2 separate regions of the Mus musculus genome follow, and region 2 is linked to region 1. The links are chromatin loops, found by intact Hi-C in ENCODE. Cell type or tissue: heart. All regions are shown on one strand. Each heading gives the region's core, and the rest is flanking DNA. Links, peaks and the distances in the headings are about the cores only.

Evidence for each region. Peaks named below come from ENCODE experiments on the same cell type or tissue, not always from the same donor. Only the 100,000 strongest peaks of a DNase experiment are listed, where the experiment ranks them.
Region 2: a loop joins it to region 1, with 2.5 times the contacts of the local background. A loop is called at or near these places in 1 of 42 quality-filtered maps.

Annotation. Positions count from the first base shown.
Region 1 is chr6:85,331,091-85,335,474 of GRCm38, forward strand. Sfxn5 (sideroflexin 5) reads right to left here and starts at 2,332. Exons shown (of 14, transcript NM_178639.4): 1 at 2,218-2,332. The coding sequence starts at 2,325. Rab11fip5 (RAB11 family interacting protein 5 (class I)) reads right to left here. Exons shown (of 6, transcript NM_001003955.2): 6 at 3,872-4,384. In heart, for the core only: no CTCF peak of the experiment used is centred there; DNase peaks (open chromatin) are centred at 341, 1,491, 2,021, 2,371 and 1 weaker place; H3K4me3 peaks cover 2,430 bases; H3K27ac peaks cover 1,930 bases; H3K27me3 peaks cover 789 bases.
Region 2 is chr6:85,135,004-85,139,387 of GRCm38, forward strand. Spr (sepiapterin reductase) reads right to left here and starts at 2,761. Exons shown (of 3, transcript NM_011467.2): 1 at 2,436-2,761; 2 at 1,820-2,110. The coding sequence starts at 2,742. Gm10444 (a long non-coding RNA gene) reads left to right here and starts at 2,931. Exons shown (of 3, transcript XR_001785286.2): 1 at 2,931-3,424. In heart, for the core only: CTCF peaks have their summits at 2,306 and 2,512; DNase peaks (open chromatin) are centred at 2,008, 2,398 and 2,808; H3K4me3 peaks cover 1,391 bases; H3K27ac peaks cover 1,263 bases.

The DNA of each region.
Region 1 (4,384 bases), core at 135-4,134:
GTAAAGAAGGGGGTGAGTGGGGAGTCAAATGTTAAGGAGTGGGCCCTGAAAAACTTTGGGTCCCTTCAGATGTGAGGTCTAAATCTCACAAATAGAGGAAAGCAGTGCAGGCTGTTAAAGACTGCTGCATGGATGGGAATCACCTGATCAGACCTGCACTGTTGGGACTCTGCCATAGAGGAAAAGGAGGAGCTGGGAGACGGCCAGAGCAGGACTGGAAACCCAGGAACCTGTCGGAGGTTCCCATGTCGGCCAAAAAAATAAACGTGTGGACTGGGTTAGCCTTGGAGAGGGAGGCTAGGAGAGCTGTGGGGGAGAAGGGGAGGACTGGGAGTAGCAGAGATGAATGGAGGCTTAAGACTCTAGTTCTTGGGTGGCAGGCTGAGCTGTTTGCAGAGGGAGGAGCAGGTGTGGAAGAAACAGACGTTCTCAGCACCGGTGACTCAGACCTGCTCAGCACCCTTTCTTATCAGACCACTAGGATGCCAACATTGGAGGCCTCTGCAGAGGCCACTGCATACTCCACAGATGTGAACAGCTGCAGAAACTAATCCTCCCCAAACACACTCCACAAGAGTGAAGAGCCCAGGGCAGGAAGCCAATACAAGGTACTCAGTAAATGTTGGGTAGATGGATGACCCATGAGCCATCCAGATTCCAGATACCAGACACCAGACATTGGGGGAAAAGCCCTTACTCAGTTCGTGTTATTAAAAACCCAATTGCCTGGGGTAAGATCAACAACCACTTTTTATCCGGAAAAGGACCTAGGGAATACTTTGGAAGAGTAATCTGCATCTGCGAGGCTCCCACTGGGGGGTTCAGAGCGGAGTTTGGCGTTCTTGATAGGACAACTGGGGTGGGGGTTCCAAAGACAGCAAGTGTTTCCCAGTCGGGAGTGCAGGCTTACTTAAGGATGCGTAGAATGGGGGTGGGGACAAATGGAGGATCACTCAAGGTTAGGCACAAACACCCCTGACAGCGTCTCAATATTTGGTGGCATTTTACACTAGCTGGGACATTAAGTCTCTCCAGATTCCTCCATGCAGAGACATGTCTATTTTTGAAAGAAAACAAGTCCTATTTTAAAAAACTCTAGGGACGTATTCTCAGAAAGCTTAGTTCGACGAAGTTGGGGGGGGGGCTGAATTCGGAACCATTCTCACTTCTAAACCCAGCCACATCCCACCTTTGTAGCATTTTCTTTCTTCCTTCAAAGTTTTCTCTAGCACATCTGCTGTCCCCACTCCTGGCAAGCCCAGGGTCACTTCAGCTCTGGAAGCAGTCTGAGGGTCTGCGGCGTAATAACTAAGCTCCCATGCTCCTGGCTCACAGACCTGGACCTCCGGTTCCATGGCCGAGTTAGTGATACCCGGGTTTCTTGGGTTGGCGTGTCCCCAAGTAAGGTTAATCATAGTCACGGTGCACCCTGAAGAGCCCAAGCGGGTGTGGATGGGGGCCAGCGCTGCGCAGCGGCCGGGAGCAGCGCAAGTAGGACTGGGGCGCACTTGGGACCCTTGGGAGGAGAGCTCAGCTTCGGAGAATGACACAGCGTTTCCCCGCACCGGGCTCTCTCCGCGTTGTCCCAGCCGCATCCCCGCAGAACGCACTAGCTGTCCGGCTGGTCTCATCACTGAAGCCCCAGGCCCCCGGACAGAGATCAGGTCGCTGTACCGGTGCACGCGGTCCCATCCTAGGGCACACGCAGCACCTTGCTGGAGGTTGAGGAACCGGAGCATGACCATGGGGCGTGCCCAGGGAGTTTTGCCCGGAGACTGTCCCGCAGCTCACAAGAAAGGTCAGTCCCACTCGGGGAGAAGTTGAGGAGCATACCGGCCACACCACCGGCCCATGCATCACAAGACGGGAACTTTGCGCCTAGGGCGCATTTGCCAGAGCGACCCCTTCAGAGCCGCTCGGACCCTGGACCGCGACCCGCGTGGCCAATCATCGAGCGACTAGGACGGGGGCTGTGCCAGGGCGCGGGCATCCGCGGAATGACTGTGCCACCCGCCAATAGGAAACCAGAGAGGGAGACCTCGCCCATCCTGTTGCCCAATAGGAAAGGAGCGGCTACAGCCAAGGTCCCCGCACTAGCTGTAGGCTCTGGTGGCCGCGGGTTGGAGACCCTCGAGCTGAAGTGACTTTGCAAGAGATTTGGCTCCGTGCCCTTCCCTGTGTCTCCCTTCCACCCGCTCGTCGCATCCCGAACCTCACCTGCTGGAAGCGGGGCTTGCCCAGCTGGAAAGGGGGCGCATCTGTGGAGGCGTTCGGGGCACTGGCCGCCGCGGACGCCGCTGAGGCTGTGGTTGCTGTATCCGCCATGGCCACTGACGCCCGCAATCTCCAGCCCTTTTAAAATGTCCCTCCTCGGCCCCCGCCACAGTTGCCTCTCCCGATTGGCCGTGAGCAACCGCAGCGAACCGGGCGCGCAGGGGCTTCTGGGGAGTGTAGTTTTCCCCTGCTCTGAGCCTGACAACCTCAGACTGCAGAGAGTTGCACCCACGCAGACCTGGTCTTAGTTCCTACCGCTAAAGCAGCAGGCGTTTGCAGTCCTGAGAATGTATGCAAATGCATGTGCGGATATACGTGTAGGCCTGAGTCTTAGGACAAGGAACCCCTACAAACGCGGACACGACCCGGGATCAGACAAGCAAGGACTCCAGGCAGAGTGGGGTTAATTCGGATGGCCTTCAGCAAGGAGTCGCACTGCGGGATTTTCCTACCGTTTCTTCTATCAAAATCCTGGCTCCAGCCATTCTGCCACTCTCTGAAACAAGCCATGCTCACGCTGCTGTGACCCTTTAACATTCTGCTCATTTTTATCATGGCCTGAGGCGATTCTTTTTATAGGTTCCGCATACGCGTTCATCCGTTCCATCAGCCTACTTCCACAAAAATCCGCTTCCGGATTTTGTACCACGCAGCACTCTCTTGCCTCCTTGCATGTAACTCAGGCTAGCCTGGAACTATGTAGCACAGGCTGGCCTCAAACTTGTGATCCTTCTTCCTCTGCCTCCCAAGTCCCAGGATTACAGGTGCCAGCCAGCAGACAAACCATGAGCTTAAATATCTTTCCTACTGTATGGTGGGGGAGGGGGATGGATAAATCTTCAGTGCAGATATAGGAAGGTTGACACTAGGTACTCAAATGCTTTGGGTGACTTAAATATCCAGAGCTTAAGCATCCTGAGACCCTACTTCTTTTGATCTAAGGAGGTTTGGTCCAAGCCTAATTACTGAGGACCAGCAACAGGGGTGCACCAGGAGCTGTAGAGAATACCAAGGTAATAAACACCTCACCCCCACCCCCTGCAGAATGGCACCAAATGGCAACTGCAGCCCCAGCTAAGTGGTGTGGTTATAAGCCACACTGGGCATGGAGAATGGGGAGTTGATGGTTTCACCCAGGACATAACTCCTTGACTCTAGGGGAGCCTCTGTCTCATGGTGGGATTCAGAGCTAACTTGGGGTTGCCCTCTTGTCCTTCTGGACACAGCATGAGCCATTGGTGGCCCAAGGGCTCATTCACTCACTGATAGCTGACCCACATGGAATAGAACTCACAAATGACCCAAAGAACAGTTCTTATTTTTGGTTTGTATCCTACCTTTCCTTACTGAACTCAGTGGCTTCAGGACAGAAATCACAAAACTTGCCCTCTTTATCCACTCCCCCCACCCCGCCAGGCCCAACACTCAGTAAATATGCCTGTGATCAGTGCCCGTGAGCACAGGCATCCTAGGCACACGGGCCATGAGGCAGTGTTGCCTGTGATTTCAGAGCGGTAGCTCTGTCACCTGAGAACCACACTGCCCTCTCCCACAGGCGGTCTCCTTTGTCCGCTCATTTCAAAACAAACACACAAGCTGGCTGCGGTACGTGATCTTTTTATTCTTCATAAAGTGCTCAAAACATGAAGAACAAGCTCTTTATAGACAGGAGTTTCAACTAGGAGGACAAAGGGCAGAGCAGAGCTGTGCCTGCTTGCTGCCTGTCTGGCTGCACTCTGCAGTATGTGGTAAGGATCAGACAATGAACAAAACCCTGGCCTCAGTTCAGGACCTCTCTGCAGGACACCCCTGCCCTGGCCATGTAGAGAAGCCAAACAGCAAGGATGGATGAAAGATGAGAGAAGGGCTGGGACTAATTAAAGCCCAGAGGAAGACCTAGAAGAGGGACTCAGTTCCTCAAAAGACACCTCCAACACCCAAGGACTGACCCTACCCCCAAACTCTGGGAACTGGTGGCTATTTTCTCATCTCTGAGTTGACCTATAGTTGGTAACTGCACAGTGGTGGACCCCATTGTGGTTCATCTGCTCTATGCTGGCAGAAGACTGACGTCATCCACAGAGAATATTCTCCTGAGGTGTTCTGAGTG
Region 2 (4,384 bases), core at 141-4,140, 200 kb before region 1:
TCCAGTTAAACACGATGTGTTGTCCTCATCTGGCCTGTGCAGGTACTGCATACATGTGATAACCACTGTTCAAGCAAAACACACACACACACACACACACACACACACACACACAACACACACAGAGGGAGTGAGCCGGGGTGGGAGGGAGGGAGAGAGAGAGAGAGAGAGAGAGAGAGAGAGAGAGAGAGAGAGACAGACCTGTCACTTTCTAACAAGCTTTGTCACTCTTACTTGCATTTCTGGAAAATGTCTCCTGTTTGCTTATGGAATTGTGAAACCTCCCAAAATTTAATGGCGTTTTAGGGGCAGAAAAATCACAAGGCCTGGAAGAGCACTTGGCTAACATTTGGAAGTCCTTCAGCCAGACCCTCCCCTGTTCCTCTCGCTCTCTTGTGTTTTGAGACTCTCTTGGAGCCCGTGCAGGCTCTGACTTGCTGTGTCCTCAGGGCTGGCTTTGAGCTTCTGCTCAGTTCTCAGCTGTTCTGCCTTGCCCCGTTTTATCTCCTTGAGCACCACTGGGCAGAGGCTTGCTCTCTTTCCTAACAGACATCTCCATCTTTGTAACCTGTTAGAAGATTCTTCCAGAGACTGAAATGAGAACTAGGCTGGCCCTGTTGTCTCCAGGCTCAGGGGGAGGTTCTCAGTTCCTCCATGAAAACTGAGGCAGCCTCCAGAGAGCTAACTTAGCTCTGGGCCCTTCTGGAACTGGCTCCCCTCCTGGCTGTGGTTTACACGTGATCGCTGCTGTCTGAAGGCGCCTAGGCTGAGCTCAGAGCAGGTGAGCTGGATATTGGAACAAGAAATATCTTGCATGTGTGCATAGGGCAGGTGCTACATGAGATGAGGAAACATAGTATAGATCAAGAAGTTAGAGGCAAACTTGGATCCTGGTCCTGCCTCCCTCCAGCGTTAGACAGACCATTTTGCCTGTGTCTCCAGAATCCTGTCCTAGTCCAAAGAGGTACAGACAATTGGATCTCACCCCTTAGCTGCTCATTCTATTACATGTTGCTACCTTTTAAGCAGAAATCACAAGTTTAGAAGAAAGGCACAGTGGCATCTTAATAGGCTAGAGGGACAAGACAAGGTCTCAGAAGTCCTCGTACCCTAAATGTCCATAAGAACAGCGGCCCTGTCTTCTCCATGCTAGCACCCTCTGCATTCCACTCAGCGTCCAGCACGGCTCAGCCTGAGGTGCTCACCACTCACCACTATCTCTTTGCTTGTCTTTGAACATTCCATGTGTCCATCCTCCATACAGCTTTATTGGGTGTCGGGCACACATGGAGGAACAGTATGTGTCCCTTGAGGGACAAAAGCAGACAGCTGAACATATAAAGGCATTTTGTTTTTTTCAGTTTTAGTCTTAATGCATTTTATGTGTCTGGATGTTTATCCCACCTGCTAATCGGACAAGTCCTGAGGCTGAGTACCTCGGCCCCTGACTGCTCCAACGTCTTGGGAGTCTGTATTTTTCTTACGAAGTGAGGAGTCATTACCAGAGGTAGTAGGGGCCCGATAGTCTTTGGATTCTTTGTGTGTGTGTGTGTGTCACATTTTTTAAATTTATTTTTTATTAGATATTTTCTTTATACACATTTCAAATGCTATCCCGAAAGTTCCCTATACCCTCCCTCCGCCCTGCTCCCCTACCCACCCACTCCTGCTTCTTGGCCCTGGCATTCCCCTATACTGGGGCATATAAGGTGTCTTTGGATTCTTTATGGAGAATATAGATCAGGTTCCCCTCCTTGCCTAGCCCCCAGAAAGGTACCAGCTAAGTCTAGGGACAGCACTGTCAGGAGCACCCACCTACCTGGAGCATAGCTCAGCACCCGCACACTCGGTTCCTCAGCAGCCAGGACCTGGTAGAGCATGTCTCGGGCAGCCTTCCCCGCACAGTACAGACCCCAGCCTTTGTAGGGCTGCAGGGCACACAGAGATGAGATGTTAACCACAGTCTTGCTCAGGCCAGGGCTATCCTGGAAGGCATTCAAGGTGCCGGAAGTCAAACAGAGCATGGAGGTCAGGTTCAGAGCCCAGTAGTTGTTCACCTCAGCTAGGTCATTCACGTTGAGGAAGCCTTTGGAAACATCCCCAAGAGTGGCTGAAAAAAAAAAAAAACGGGACCAAAGAAATGACACAACTGGGGCACTCTTCTCCCTCAGCCTTCCACAGTTCCTCCTCATAGGCTATCTCTCTGCCCCAGCTCTGCAGACACCCCTAATGCAAGCAAAGAATACTGTAGTAAAGCAGAGTGATTTGTTCAAAAAGTCTTGACTCACACATCCGCCAGGAGGCACTGTCGCCCCGTAGTGACACTGATACACCCTCCCTCCTCTTGGACTTTGGACTTTTAGGGACTTGCCCTTCACCTACCCAAAAGCCTATGAGGTAAGAGCTCGCAGCCGGGGTCTGGACGGGACTCTCACCTGCGTTGTTGATGAGCAGCAGGCGCTGCAGCCCCTCGGGCCTCGGGAGCTCGCGTACTGCGCTCAGCAACCGCTGCACGCCAGCCTCGGTGCCCAGATCGGCGGCTGCCAGCACCACTTTCAGGTCAGGCTGCTGAGCGCCCAGCTCCTCCTTCAGTTGCCGCAGCATCGACTCACTGCGTGCGCTTACGAGCATCACGGAACCGGGAGACAGCAACCGGGCCAGCTGCGGGGCCAGGGCGCGACCAAAGCCCCGGGAGGCCCCGGTCAACACGCACACAGCGCAGCCCAGCCCGCCTGCCTCCATGCCTGGAACTCAGACTCATGCGCAGCTACTGAACCAGGACGGGGCGGAGCCTATTCTTGGCTTGGGACGGCGGAAGTTCGGGCCAGAATCCACTGGTGTTTGGGCGGGGGAAAAAAAAGCCAGGCAGCCGGGCCTCGGCAGGAAATCCTAATCCCCTTCCCAGCGCTTCCGGGTTCCCCTTGAGCGCCACTCCCACAAACTCAGCCCCTTTCTGAGAGGCGCGTTCTCAATTTCCACCCTGTTCCAGGATCAGCTTCCTCCTCCAGGGTTAAGGTTTGTCTTTATCCATACAGGACATACCAGTTAGAGACCAGTGACAGCCTTGGATGAAGTGTGTAGAGCTTGTGGTCCCTTTGCACTCTGATTAACAGAAGCCTTCTCTGGAAAAGCACAGCAGCTTCCCCAGGAGGTGCTAGGCAGACAGAACCAGAAAATGAAGAGCACACACAGGGGAAGAGAAAGGCTGAGAATCACAACAATCTCACGAACAAGACTCATCACCGTCAGTGAAAACGCTTGGTTCCTTGGGACCTGTGTACTTATCCTTCAACCTGCGTCATGCACTCTAGAAACAACTTCATAATCTCAAATGGGAAAGAAAAATATCCCAGCTCTCTGGAGATGTCTGAGGAGGACAGCAGAGAAAGACATAGAGATTGCTTTGATCCATTTTTAGTCTGAGGTGAGCTAGAGTCCATCGGAATTACAGGCAGGCAGGCCAGCGGCTAGCTCCTCTTTGTTTCAGAAAGTTCAAGTGGTAGGACTAGTCACTTAGCCTGGTCAGATTGGGAAACCAGCAATCAGTAGGGGCCATTCTCAAGTTCCAATTTTTTTTTTTTAAATTGAATGAGGCTTTTGTCCTAGGCCAACGAAATAGGGGACCTAGAGCGATGCAAATCCTGTAGGCCTATATGAGAAGAGAGCCGGAATGTCTCTCTATAGGTTTTTAAAAAACACTGTCTTGTGCCAAATCAACACGTCATTAATGCCTTTTCTCTATGCCAAAGTTCCCTTTCAGCAGAACTGTATATTTAAAACTACTTACTTACCACTAATCTATTGGATTTGTTATCTTATTTCCAAAGTAGTTGAAGGATCTTCAACAGACATAGTGAGTTCAAGGCCATCATGCTGAGTTTGAACCCCAGAACCGACATTAAAAACACTAAGTGTGACCAGGCAATGGTGGTGCTCCTAGCACACAGGAGGTAGAGGCAGAGGCAGGAGGATTTCTGTAAGTTTGCATCAGCCTGGTTTACAAAGCCAGTTCTAGGACAGACAGCCAGGGCTACACAATGAAACCCTTTCTGAGCCACGTGGCTGCAATGAAACCTTTAATCCCAGCAGTCTGGATACAGCAGTAGGAGACTCCGAGCTTGAGGCCAGTCTGGTCTACAGAGTGAGTTCCAGGCCAGGCAGGGCTACACAATGAGAAACGCTGTCTCAAAAACAAAAAACAAAATTAAAAAACAAAAAACAAAAGCAAAACTTTTTGAAAGATGGACAGGCATAAAGAACTATACACATTGTCCTCTGGCCTCCACCTCCAACTCATCCACTGACAAAGGAATAAGCACACACAGACATACAGACAAAGCCAGGAAAAGAAGAATTTTTTTAAACCAAAGTAAGCATACAGGGT